Regions from separate parts of the Homo sapiens genome. Here region 2 is linked to region 1. A link is a contact called in ENCODE Hi-C or POLR2A ChIA-PET data. All regions are on one chromosome and are shown on one strand. Each heading gives the region's core, a stretch centred on a gene start or an enhancer-like site at or near the end of the contact. The rest is flanking DNA. Distances are from core to core; before and after follow the strand shown.

The links. Hi-C counts contacts between places; a loop is a spot of excess contacts on that map. ChIA-PET counts read pairs that join two places held with the same protein, here RNA polymerase II (POLR2A). Pooled maps may share reads with other maps.
Region 2: a pooled map shows a loop between it and region 1 (6-fold over the local background). The contact joins two enhancer-like sites. A Hi-C loop is called at or near these places in 1 of 168 maps with a recorded cell type or tissue (endothelial cell of umbilical vein), 2 of 37 single-sample maps with no recorded cell type and 9 of 50 pooled maps. POLR2A ChIA-PET finds 5 or more read pairs at or near these places in 2 of 52 experiments (PC-9 and activated CD4-positive, alpha-beta T cell).

The regions. Positions count from the first base shown.
Region 1 is chr11:86,591,826-86,598,505 of GRCh38, forward strand. The region is part of intron 2 of ME3 (malic enzyme 3); the gene reads right to left. Among named protein-coding and RNA genes, the nearest start is that of ME3, 77 kb to the right of the region's middle. RefSeq lists a silencer at 2,988-3,188. Within about 2 kb of position 1,251, at least 19 of the 41 ENCODE cell types and tissues checked have a DNase peak (open chromatin) inside an H3K27ac peak, as active enhancers do; they include PC-9, where a contact is called at or near this core.
Region 2 is chr11:86,636,626-86,643,305 of GRCh38, forward strand. The region is part of intron 2 of ME3 (malic enzyme 3); the gene reads right to left. Among named protein-coding and RNA genes, the nearest start is that of ME3, 33 kb to the right of the region's middle. Within about 2 kb of position 2,591, at least 3 of the 41 ENCODE cell types and tissues checked have a DNase peak (open chromatin) inside an H3K27ac peak, as active enhancers do; they include PC-9, where a contact is called at or near this core.

The DNA of each region.
Region 1 (6,680 bases), core at 1-2,500:
GAAAGACCTGCTCCTGTGACTCAATTACCTCCCACCGAGTCTCTCCCACAACACGTGGGAATTCAAGATGAGATTTGGGTGGGGACACAGCCAAACCATATCAGACATCTAGAGTCCAGAACTGTGAGAAAATAAATTTCTATTGTTTAAGCCACCTAGTCTGCAGTGTTTTGTTATGGGAGCCTGAGCAAACTAATACACTTCCTATGAAGAAAATCTCACGTGAAGTCCAAGCCTGTCTGGTCTAAGAGAAAAAAGTCACCACCTGAGAACTGGGACCACATTCTTTGTTCTAATTGTTCCAGCTAGTCCAGCTTCTCCACTAACCTACTTAATCATTACAGACATGGGCACTGTGACAATGATGGCCAGGTGTGTTGGGAATTCAATCACTTGAACAAGAATGTCCCTGGGTTATAACATCCAGGCTGCTGCTTTTTTTTCTAAAGCACCAGACAATTGCTTCACAAAGTTCCCAATAACTCAGCTCTCACCACTTGCTCAAAGCCAGTTTCTTAGGCCTTGAGGGGGGGAAATAGGCTATTTAAACTCAAATGACTATTGAGCTTTGTTGACAAAATACCACTTGGAAGAATAATGTAAATGGAATCCATCTTCAAGGAAGCAAATGTCAAGGAGCACTTCACAAAACCCATGTTCCTCTAGCCACAGTGACTTCATTACTACATCTGAGGGGAGAGAAGTGTGAGTTTAATTAGGTAAACATAGAGACAGTGTTTGGGAATCTCATTGTAACCAGTGAGAAGGCAAGGTTTTCATAGACAATTGCTGGATGCAACTAGGTCAGTCTCCAGATCTGAAATTAAACCCTTTATCTAAGGGTTACTACTTAAGCCAGCAACAAAGGAGCATTTTACCCAATTCCCACTCAGATTTAGAGATGTCAAGTTTTCCTTGTTTCTGACTAGCAACAACAGAAGAAATTAAAACAGCTCAGTCTGGAATATCCCAGGAACCCCCAAACTTAGCAAGATTTGGGGAATATACCACCTAGTCACTCCTTCAGAAAGGGGCACAGTGATGGGGGAGAGCACAGAACGCAGGCATCAAACACACCTGCATTTGAGTCCTGGCTCCATGGGTTACTAAGTGTGTGACTGTGAGCCAGTTATTTAACCTTCCATAGGCCTCAGCTCCCTTATCTATTAACCTGGTGAAATGCAGACCCCTCTGCATGGGGTTACAAGGTTTCAGCATGACTGGGTATGAAAAGAGAACAAAGAAGCTTCCTGGAGATGACTGTGGCCTTGGCTCACTGCCAGGAAAATGACTCATTTCTGTATGCCAGGGTTATAGTTCACTGTTACCCTGACAAATGAATGTGGAAGACCCATGATTTCCTCCACCCTCCTTCACTCACATAGTAAAAGTTAGCTACTGCCTGCAACATACCAGGCACCGTACAACACGAAACTGTAGGCTCCCCCTCCAGGAAGTGACAATGTCATTCCTAACCTGTTGGAATTTTAACACCTGTCATAAAAGGATCTCATGATGCTTTGAATACTTTCTCGAAAGGTGTCACATGCTGCAAGAATAGTAAGGACAGCAACAGCTATCATTTCCTACTTGGGTTGCATGTTTAATATTTCGTAAAACAATACTTTCACATATATCATATGAGCCCCACAAAGGCTCCAGAACTTCAGCATACAACCAGTAAGTTGCAGAACTGGATCACAAGCCCGACCTCCATCTCCCTAAGTTCAATAGGAATTTTCTGATACATTTTCTCCCAAGTTTGAAAGTAATATTACGCACAGAAAAGTTGGAAAAAAATAACCACACCTTATTTTCATCACCCAGAGATAGCCACTGTATCATTTTGTTCTATTTTCTTCCTATCTTTTTTCTATGCTTAAAAAAATTTTATTTAAACAAACTTGAGATCATACTATGTATAAAATTTTTTAGTCTTTTTTCCCCACTAAAAATGTTATGATTAGCATTTTCCCACATACTAAAACTTCAGCCTAAAATGTTATTAAAAAACAGAAAAACACAGCAAGCTTTATCTAGTAATTCCTGTTTTATATAATTGTTTCCAAACTTCCACAATTATGAATTATGCTGTAATGAGCACAAAACTTTTTGTTTCTGATTTTTCTTCAGATTGAACTATAAGTGTACTTAAGAGACTGATGACTCATTCTTTCATTCAACAAATATTTAATAAGCACCGACTAGGTACTGGATACCATTATAAACTGACGATACAGTAATAAGGAAACAAAGTAAAAAAACAGACAAGATATCCCTGCCTTCATGAAACTTACATTCTAGAGATATCAACAGTTTTAAGTATCTGTACGCATACTGTCAAATCACTTTTAGAAAGGTCGAACTATTTTATAACTCCAGTACATAAGTAGCTGTCTTACTACATTTTCACCAATGCTGAGTATTATGATTTAAAATTGTTGCTAATTTATAACACTTAATAAAAATATTGCATTCCTTAGAGATTTTTCTCCTTTGCTCTCTACCTCCATATATTCACCTCATCATAAAATACAAGTACATTGAAGAGACATTTAAGTTATCATCCAAAGTTGGTCTCCTAGCTGGGCATAATGACTCACAGCTATAATCCCAGCACTTTGGGAGGCCAAGGTGGGTGAAGCACTTGAGCCCAGGTGTTTGAGACCAACCTGGGCAACATAAAAACACCCCATCTCTACAAAATAATAATAAAAAAATCAGCCAGGTGTGGTGATGCATGCTTATAGCCCAGCTACTTGGGAGGCTGAGATGGGAAGATCACTTGAGCCCGAGAGGTCAACGCTGCAGTGAGCTGTGATTGCACCACTGACACAGCAAGACCCTTTCTCAAAAAACAATACAAAAAAACACAAAAAAACAAAAAAACGAAACAAAGTCTGCTCTCCAAATGTGAAATTTCAAAAGATTTTTCCTGCCTGCAGTGAGAAAATAATCCCAGTCCCAAAGCAGGGATGGCAAGAGTGGAAATGCCTCTGATACTTTGCAAGGTAGCCCTTGAAGGTAGCAAAAAATAATGATGACAAATCAGTGCCTTGTTAGGGCCTGATATGTCTGGGGACTGAGTCAGCAATGAGTTTCTCCAGTGAAATGCTAGGCTTCTGTGGGGGATGAGCTAGGACAAGCCAGGTGGGGACTCTGCAGGGGTGGTAAGGTCAGATTCAAATGAGGCTCTTTCATGAAAGCTCCTGGTCAACTATAGAGCATTCACAATAGAAGGGAGTTTTGCTCTTTTTTAATAGAGGCCTTTAGAGGATGTTGAGGACTTTGACAAGGGCTAATAATAAGAAAAAGGGGATAAGCATATGTATGGAAATATAAAAATAAGTAAATAAAATATAAATAAAGAAATAAAATAGGTAAAAATATGTGTTTAATATTTTTGGATTGTTTATCACATGTTAGAAATTTTCAGAATACTCTATTTTACATATATATACATATACATATATATATATATAGAGAGAGAGAGAGAGAGAGAGAGAGCTTATTATGTATCAGTCACTGGTCCAGGCACTTTGACTCATGTAACCATAATTGACTTATAAGGTAAATACTAGCATTATCTCCATTTGACAGATGAAGAGACTGAAGCTTAGAGAGTTAAGTACTTATAAAGCCAGGATCTGATCCCAATTAGTCTGCCTTTAGAGTCTGTGCTCTTAAACACTATCCTATAAGAAGCAAACTGACAATCAGATCGAGTAAGCGCGTGCCCTGGTTTGAAAGGTCAGGTAAGAAGGATTGATTGAGTGTCTCCTATGAACCAGGCACTGTGCTGGCTCAAGGTCACAAAGATCATGAGGGGAAGTGTGGAGAACTGGGATCTAGCTCAAGATCTGCCTGACTCCAGGCCCTCACTATTTCTACTACACTCTACTTAAGGGGAAATGCTTCTGCATATGGGTTGATGTGTAAGAGGCAAGGCTGGCACAGGGTGCAGTGCTCTTGAAACAAAATGCCACAGCCAGAAGAACAGAAGCTCCCAGGTATGCTGTTATGGGGAAAGAAGTTGTGTTAGAGGGCACCTCTGGGTGGGCCCCTCACCATACCTTCTCGGCCCCAGACACTCTAATATGGTCCAGGTGTTTCAGAATTTACCTTCTGGGTTCAGATGCCTCCATGCACTAAACAACAGTCTTTAGAAATTCCAACAAGTGTTCCCACAATCCCAGGCTTTGGCATTAGAATTTGTTGAACTTTCAGTTATTAAAAATTCTTTTATATTTTTCCCTTGACAACTCACACTGTACTTCAGACTGCTTTGATAGTTCCCTTAACGGTTGCCTTCGTATTTCAAAACCTATGAAATTACATATTTGAAGGGATTATTCATTTTTTTCCAATGGAAAGCATACATACCCCATAATGCTTTAATAATGATAACCAGATGGATTGAGGGGTCTTTGACAAGGGTTTTCTTTAGCTAATTTGAGAACATACTGAATTTCAGTCTCTTTTGACTAGTGAAAAAAATGGGCAGAATGTAAAGTGCCCTGTAAATATCCTACTTGTACAATTTTAATACTTTCATCATGGTCAGATGAAATCTAATTAAAGCTAACTGTCCCCTTCCTCTATTTTCAAAGTACAGGTTTCAGGCTTTTTCAGTGAAGCCCAGGAAAATGTTTAACCAGGAGTACTGGATACTCCTAAGTAGTTCTCACTCAAAATTCTGCCAAAATTACTTCCTGATCAGTGCTTATATCTTGACCTCCTTCTCCCTTACTCTCAAAGGAGCCCTTGAGACTTTAAGAAGGCTTCTCACCTTCATGTAGAATCATGAGGTGTTAGGGCTGGAAGGGACCTTAAGGATCACCTAGGCTACCTCTTTCACATTATAGATAAAGAAACTGAAATTTCAGAAAGATTCAATGACTTGGCCAAGGTCATGTAGGTAAGAAGTTGCAAGGGTTAGACTTGAACCTTATTCTATGTGTAACTCATTATATCACTTGGCTTCCCTTCTGCTCTCCTTTTCTGTAATTTTCCCTCTTTTTTCTTTATATTTTCCATTTTCCCTGTCAGAACCAGGTCATAGATGATGATGGGATGGGCCAAACCAAAGTGGACCAGGTTGTGGAGAACAGTCAAATTCAGCAAAGGAAAGCAGGTCATAGAGGGAAGCCTCTGACAACAGGCAGCTGGAAAAAGTCTGGCTGAGAAGTCCAGCAAAAGACAGAGGCCCTGGTTAGACAGATGGCACAGGCAGAGCAGGAAATCTGACATAAGGTCATGGAAGTGCTGTAAGCAGATTAGGTAATAACAGGTAACAGGGTCCCAGACTTGCGAATGACATTTCAGCAGCAGGACTCCACTTCATAAGAACTAAGGTGCATTGCCAAGGCAGGGATGTGGTCGCAGGGGCCCCAGGGACCTGGAATGAAAATCTGGAGCTCAGTTCCAAGGAACACGTTCCAAGGTCACGGCAGAACCAGCAGTGAGCTTCTGGCCCAGAGTTCCTTACAGTATCCCCGAGCAATGTGATAGAGACAGTTAGCAGCTTAACAATTAGTCCATATACTTCCACACATCTCCCTTGTAGCTGGACTGGGGCCATGTGACTATTTTTGGTCAAAGGACTTTTAGAGGAAGTAGAAACCATGACAACCACACATCTTGTTGTTGGAAAGGGAAGGAGAAACACTAGAAGTCTTTGGGAACAAGCCTGTTGTCAGCTCCTTGTCCACCTCACCCCACCTCTGTGAAGTATGCTCTCTGGAGCATGTGCAGCTTTAGACACAGCATGACTTTTTACCTGTTAATACCTACGTGGGAAATGCCTTTGAGCAAGAAAGTATATCTTGCTACTATTGGCAAAAAGAGTCAAATTCTTTAAAATATTTGAAGAGATTTATTTCGAGCCAAATATGAGTGACCACGGCCCGTGACAGGGCCCTCAGGAGATCCTCACAACATGTGACCAAAGTGGTTGGGGTACAGCTTGGTTTTATACATTCTAGGGAGACATGATACATCAATCAAATACATTTAAGATACATTAACCTTAAGGTTATCATATCTTAAATGTATTTGATTGATGTCTCATGTCTAAGTCTATAGGCAGATTTAAAATGTTTTTAACTGGCAATTGGTTGAAAGAGTTATCAGTAGGGAGGAGCCAAGATGGCCGAATAGGAACAGTTCTGGTCTACAGCTCCCAGCATGAGCCATGCAGAAGATGGGTGATTTCTGCATTTCCATCTGAGGTACTGGGTTCATCTCACTAGGGAGTGCCAGACAGTGGGCGCAGGACAGTGGGTGCAGTGCACCATGCGCCAGCCGAAGCAGGGCAAGGCAGTGCCTCACTCGGGAAGTGCAAGGGGTCAGGGAGTTCCCTTTCCTGGTCAAGGAAAGGGGTGAGAGAATGGCATCTGGAAAATCGGGCCATTCGCACCCGAATACTGCGCTTTTCCGACGGGCTTAGGAAATGGCACACCAGGAGATTATATCCCGCACCTGGCTTGGAGGGTCCTACGCCCACGGAGTCTCGCTCATTGCTAGCACAGCAGTCTAAGATCAAACTGCAAGGCAGCAGCAAGGCTGGGGGAGGGGCACCCGCCATTGCCCAGACTCGCTTAGGTAAACGAAGCAGCCAGGAAGCTCAAACTGGGTGGAGCCCACCACAGCTCAAGGAGGCCTGCCTGCCTCTGTAGACT
Region 2 (6,680 bases), core at 1,341-3,840, 46 kb after region 1:
GAGAGGACAAAGCAGTCCAGTAGAACATGCACAAGTTTTGGAATCGGAGCTGCATTTGTACTCTGGCTTTTCTATTTGCTGTGTGTGATCTTGAACAAGTTACTTAACTTCTCAAATCCTCAGTTTCTTCATCCTGAAAATACAGAGTTGATAAATGATTATCTAAAAGGGTGTTATGGGAATTAAATGAGCAAGATACATGAAGGTGTTCCTAAGAAGGTTAGTTTCTGTTTCTCCTTAAGTGCTTTGCTTATAGTTACACAGCAGCTGGTAAGTAGCAGAGTAGGGTCTAAAAGCTAAGCTTTAGGATGCTGTGAGGCCAGAGGAGTAGAATTACAGAGAAAGTGAGAAGCCAAAGATCTGGACAAGTGCGTTAAGAATCTGTTTGCCTGCCATCATTCTTGAATCAATGTAAAAAGTAAAAGAAGCAAAAAATGGCGAAAAAAATGAGCAAATCAGTAATGGTGCCTGTATCCAGAATCCCCAATTGGTTTCAAGACTAACAGTGTGTGGGTCTTATACGTAACTAATATCTATACACGTACATTCAGGGAGTCTCCATTAACTCATTCAGTTAACAAATACTATGAAGCATCTGCCATGTGTGTGAAGCACCAAGCCAGGCTCTTAGGGTTACAAAAACTGACAGAACAATCACGGTCCTTGGGAGATCCTATTATAGTACTGAAGGTAATACGTAAACAACAACAACAACAAGAAGCACAAAAAAAAAAAAAAAAGCAAAACTCATTACAGCAGTGTGATAAGTGCCATGGCAGTGGAATAAACACCCAGACACAATGAGAAAGCCCATATTTGGTCTAGAGCTGTCAGGGAAGATTTCCATGGGAAGTGATGTTAGAGCCAGCAGGGCTAAGAGAAGCAAGGGAGTAGGCAGCACAAAGATGTGGAACAAGAGAGCCTGGTGTGCACTTAGGAGCAGTGAGTCTTGTGTAGCACGCACAGCACAGACTAGGGAGTAGGGATGATGAGGCTCGATTGAGACACCCCTCGAGAAGGGCCTTGTGCGTTGTGCTAAGGAGTTTAACTTTGTGCTGTAGGTGGGAGGAAGCACAGGAAACTTTTTAAGAAGGGGAGTTCATGTATTACCAATTTCATCTGGTAGAGGTTGATGAAGAAGTTGAACTGGGAGTAGGAGAAATTGGAGATAAGGAAAATGGAGATACGGAGACCATAGAAATGTCCAGATGACATCCTGAACTCTGCACACACAGAAAAATAGTCACTGATGATTACAGGGCACAGGCTTGATATGTAGAAATAATGTATCTATGAATTTGTGCAAATATATGAATATATATGTGCAGACATGCTCATGCATACACACACACACACACACACACACACACACACACACACATAAGGAAGCAGGTTCTGTCTTTACTATGGCACCTGGGTATGAAACTCACATGGCTCCCAGCTTCCCACAGGAGCCCCCCAGGCCTGGCTGTGCCTCCCCACATGCTGTCTTAGAAATGGTGTACCTCTGACTTTTCTGTTGTGGTAAACCCAAGTGGCTTTTCATTTCCAGGCTAACCTCAAAGCTAGAGTTTGAGGTGATTAAATACTGCCTGTGAGGTTGTGGTACTGGAAACTTCCTCCTAAATGATGTAAGTACAGGGAGTGCAGCATGCCTGGGTACACACACAGCACATCCAGGGCTGTGCAGTGCAAGAGCAGCACAGCTGCATTCATTTCTGTAATCAGACCTTTAAATTAACATAGCAATTACAGCCACAGGAAAAGGAAATCAGCATTTACTATTGATTTTTCATATACAAATGCAAAAAAAAATCACAACCACAGCACACAAATAAATAAGTAGAACTTAATGTGTCTTTGTTAAAATAAAAGCTTTTGCTCAAAAAAGGACGAAAACTCATGTGAAGTGTAGGCTAAGGGTGGATGACACATTATCTTTCAAGTTTTTAGAACTCTTACTAATATGATATCATTGCTAGTAAAGGGTAAGGGAGCTTAAACTAGCATTTACTGGGGGCCTACAATGTGTCAGATATTGTGTTAAACAAGCACTTTAAATAGCTATAATATCTCTTTTAATCCTCAAAACAACCTTAGGAGGTTAGAACTGTTATCCTCTTTCTACAGATAGCAAACTTCAGGAAAGATAGATCAAGTAACCTTCCCAAGATCACACTGCTAGTAAGTGGCAGGGTCAGGATGTAAATCCATGTCCCTTGAATTCCTAAGCCTGAGCTCCTTCCACTTTACTCCCCCGACTTGCCTCCTCATCAAAATGTGAACCACTGTACTTCCAAACCTGTCTGGAAAGCCCCACCAGAAATCACTGTCATCATGCCCATTCTATCTCTAGAGAATGTTAGATTGGAAGGAGCCTTGGGTTATCAACTACAATACCCCAAAAATAGAAGTTTGCAGGTAACACAGCAGAGCCTCTCACTCTATATTAATGTCTTCTCTCTCCGTGGCAAATGTTCTTATTACTACATCTGTCTGAGATCTCCTGTCTTAGGAATTAATGGTTCCCCACAAAAGTTTGCTGTTATTATTGTTGTTTTAATCACAAGATTTATATTCTTGCCTGTCTGAAAAGGAGCTGGAGGAGTAATGCCTTTTCCTTTAGCAGATTTATTCAATGGAAATGCATGAGCTGAGTCTCCCTAATGTACATAATGTGTTTCCACAAGATCCTATAAAAGAATGAATAAGAAGTGAGTCAATCACAGCAAAATGGTTGTATTTACAATTAGTGCTCAGTTTCTTGAAACACAAACCTCCTACCCAAATATTCATCCAAAGGATAAACATCTCCCCCACACATTGCCATAACCAGTTCCTCCTGGCACAAAAACATACATCTAAGCATCCGTATCCAGGATATAAAATGATGCCTTCCAAAGCAAGGGTTCAGAGGATACCCTTGTGTGGTGGTGCCTCTCCTAGAATCCTGGATCTGAGCTTTCTATTGGGTCTGGATTCAAAGCTAATTCTCTCTCAGATGAGAAAATCACTCATAAACTCAGTTGTGTTGATCTTGATGATATCTGGAGCAGACATGCCTCCTATTTTCTACAAACTGAGATGCTAAATGGAGTAAAAATGAAGCCCCACATTAAAGCAGAAAACTTCAAGGTAAAAGAAACCTGAATATCCTTTCAAATTAGGCTATAAACATAGTTTTGCTTTCAGGGTTACGTGGTTGAAAGTCTCTAAGAAGGGCAGATAATTGGGACACAGTCTTCCAACTACGTTTCGCATGAGTGGGTGATTGGGGGCAGGATGTATGAGACAATTGAGTGAGCAGAGCTGATGGGAATCAAAGCCCACCTCTGGGCATGTGATCTCAACATCTTCTATTGGGCAGAGAGTGGAGGTGAGACCAGAATTCACCTTCGGCCTCAAGGCAAACTTTAGCCACTCTACAGCTAAGGTGCTTCTGCCCCAGCTTCTACCATTCTCCTATTAGTAAGCAGGGGGTACAATTAAATAACCATTTGAGAGATCCCTGATATAGGAAGCGGAGACAACAAAAATAAGACTGCATGACAATATTTTGGTGCTTAAGCCAAACTCCTGCAAGGCCATCTTCTGGTACATAGGATGCTGCAATCAGAGAGTTCAAGCTTGGTGAAGATCCACAGAACACGTTAGCTTCTAGCACAAAAGGCAAGCAAAGTATTGAAAGAAGGAGAATATGGGGTTTTCCAAGGCTAGGCAGCCTCTGACTTTTATTTCTATGGACCTCAGTGACCCTGAAGTGCTTCAAGCTGTAGCTGCACAGGGTGACTATCATGGTCTGTAAAGGTAAGTGGCTGTGGTCCCAATATTTGAACAACAGCTTTAGCCATGACTAACACATGCTCAGAACCCCACCTGGGGCCACAGATTTTCACACTGACTGGACAGGCCTTAGCCATCTGGCCTGGTTGTTTTCTTAAGGAGCTGCCTTATCTCTTTAAGAGGTGTCAAGATGCACCTAAACAATAATGCCCAATGGATATTCAGCAGTCACTCATTCTGATCCTGAGCTATCTCACTTTGCCTCTTGCAGATCTTGATCCTCATTCTTCTCTCTCATCACCTCTCTTCCTATCTGCCACGTTATACCTTCAGTTATGCTCTCCATGATACAGTATCCAACTCCTGGCCTCTCCCAATGGCCCACCTCTCCATTCAGTTTCTTTTCTCTCCTCCCCAATTCAGTGTTTCCCCATTGATATACACAGGAGACTTACCTCTATCTCAGCCCAGCTCCCAGGATCTCATCTCCAGGATATTGCCCTTTCCCCATCTCCCCAGAGGGAAAGATGGGGAAGAAGGTGTTCCCAACTCCCCAGAGGCCAATATCATCATGTTCAACAACTGGGGAGCAAGCTAAGCACACATATAACCTGCTCTCAATTTCACTGGGGGGGGGGGTCAATGAAGGGCATATGTGAGTAGATCTCAAAAAAATGAATGCATAATATATATTTAAATTAAGTATAGTTTTTACTGACCCTTATGCAATTCTCTGGGCTAAATACCATGTCCTGACCCCAAGTAGAAAAGGACAAAATAGGAGAAAAGTCTTCTTCTAACCCATTTGAAAAGAAAAAAACAGAAAACAGCAGCAAAATTAACATAACTCAAGACAGAAATGGAATTATACATCAAAAATCAAAGGAAAGTACCACAGAAAAGGTTATTTGACCAAAGATGCTAATGAAGCACTTCCTCTCTGAGTGGGTTGATGGGAACTGCACTTCAGAGGCAAAGCCAATGAAATAAATGCTTCCTCATGGAAAGCATGGACCCAAGAGTCCCTCAGATCTATAAACCGTCAGCTAACTGGATGCAAATGTGTTTACAGCCTGCCTTCTTTGAAGCTACAATATTATGAAATGTTTACAGTGTTAGACCCCATTATAAAAATTTGTTCTTTTGAAGAGGAAGTGAATTAAAGAAAACCACTATAGTTATACTACACTGAGTAAGTTACACAGGATCAAAGACTTGGAAAACTCATGGTGTAAAACCAAAGATCTTCTACAATTGTGCAAGAACTATAAGACTTCTAGTCTCCCAGGGATTTTTCATTCTGGAAAATTGTTTTCATCATTGGACTTTCTATGATGTCTGTAGCATCATGGATAGAGTCATACCCTGTGACAAATGACCTTGTCCAGATGATACCAAAAAATGTCAAAAAATGAGAGCTGGCTTACAATGGTATTTTTGTTCCTGATGCTATTAAAACTTCACCTCTTTTTTTAAAAAAAAACTTTAAACAGCTTTTTACTTGGACAATTGGCTGATAGTGAGTCAAACTAGCCAAGAAAATCATTCCTGCAAGCTTCTGATTTTCTATTTTTATTCCCCAGGAATCATGGTTCATAAAGACAAACTAAGACTTGGAAAAGAGAAAGGCAAGCTAAAATTCAACCCAATGGAGAAAGTGACAACACTTAGCCCATAGAGGGCCAAATTTGTGAAAGGTTCATGTTGCATGAACTCCAAATCCTGTCTTTATTCCACCCTAAGTCTTCTAAAAAATAGAGCCAAGGAAATTCTCATCTAGAAAACATACTTTCTGAACTACAAATATTATTTCCATTTTTAATGTAGGAAATTATCGGTTTTCCATGGGACTAAGAAAAAGAAGGAAGTCTCTTGAGCCCTTACAGGTGTGAAAATAAGAGTCCCACCCATATCTTTGTGATTGCGGGCAGTGATGCCAACTACTGCATGGGAGGCTGATCAATGTCCACAAAATGACAAAAATGCCATCTCACGCAACAATGTACTCAGCAAATTGGTGCTTTCCATCTATTTTGGGAGATAAAATTATAACCAGAGTGTTGCTTTATGAAAACAGAACAAGAACAAAGATGGTTAAAGATCAATGACCCCAATATTCACAATACAATTCTTAAAATAAAGATTTGCCAGGTGTGGTGGCCTGTGCCTTTGGTCCCAGCTACTTGGGAGGCTAAAGTGGGAATGGATCCCTTAACCCTGGGAGGTGGAGGCTGCAGTGAGTCACGATCATGCCACTTGCACTCCAGCCTGGGTGACAGAGCAAGACCCTGTCTTATAAAATAAAATCAAATAAAAAGGGCTCAAGCATGTAATTCCTCACATATTCCTCAGTCTCAAAGTACACCTTCATGAATTTCATGTTTTGAAAAATCCTGCATTTATTAATAGTTAATTTATTTTCCAATGTTTAAAGACACATAACTGCCAAGCAGAACTTTTGATACTTGCGTGAGATAACCAGTATTAATAGTTTTATTCCATTTAATTCTAGGCAAAGACAGAGGAATGTGATATCTTGGTTAAGCTGTGTAAATTTATGATGGATAAATATAAGGTTTCTATTAGTTTTTTTTGACATGTTGACAATAGCTCTTGGACTCCTATTACTGCTGTTATGGAGCTCAAGGAATTCTGAAAAGAGCCCAGTCTTTTGCTTCCTTAGGCCTCTCATGTCTGTGTTTGCTTCACTATTCGTCATACAAGGTCCTCATTTCCCTCATAGGGAATAAATTCCTTCTTGACTAGTCTCCCAGACTCTGTTTCTGTCTCCTACCTGGGGCCAGATGATCTGTCTAAAGTTCAAATCCTATAGTGTCACTCTTCAGTGTTCATCTTCAGAGCTAAGGTTTAACTCTTCATGCAGGCAAACAGCAGCC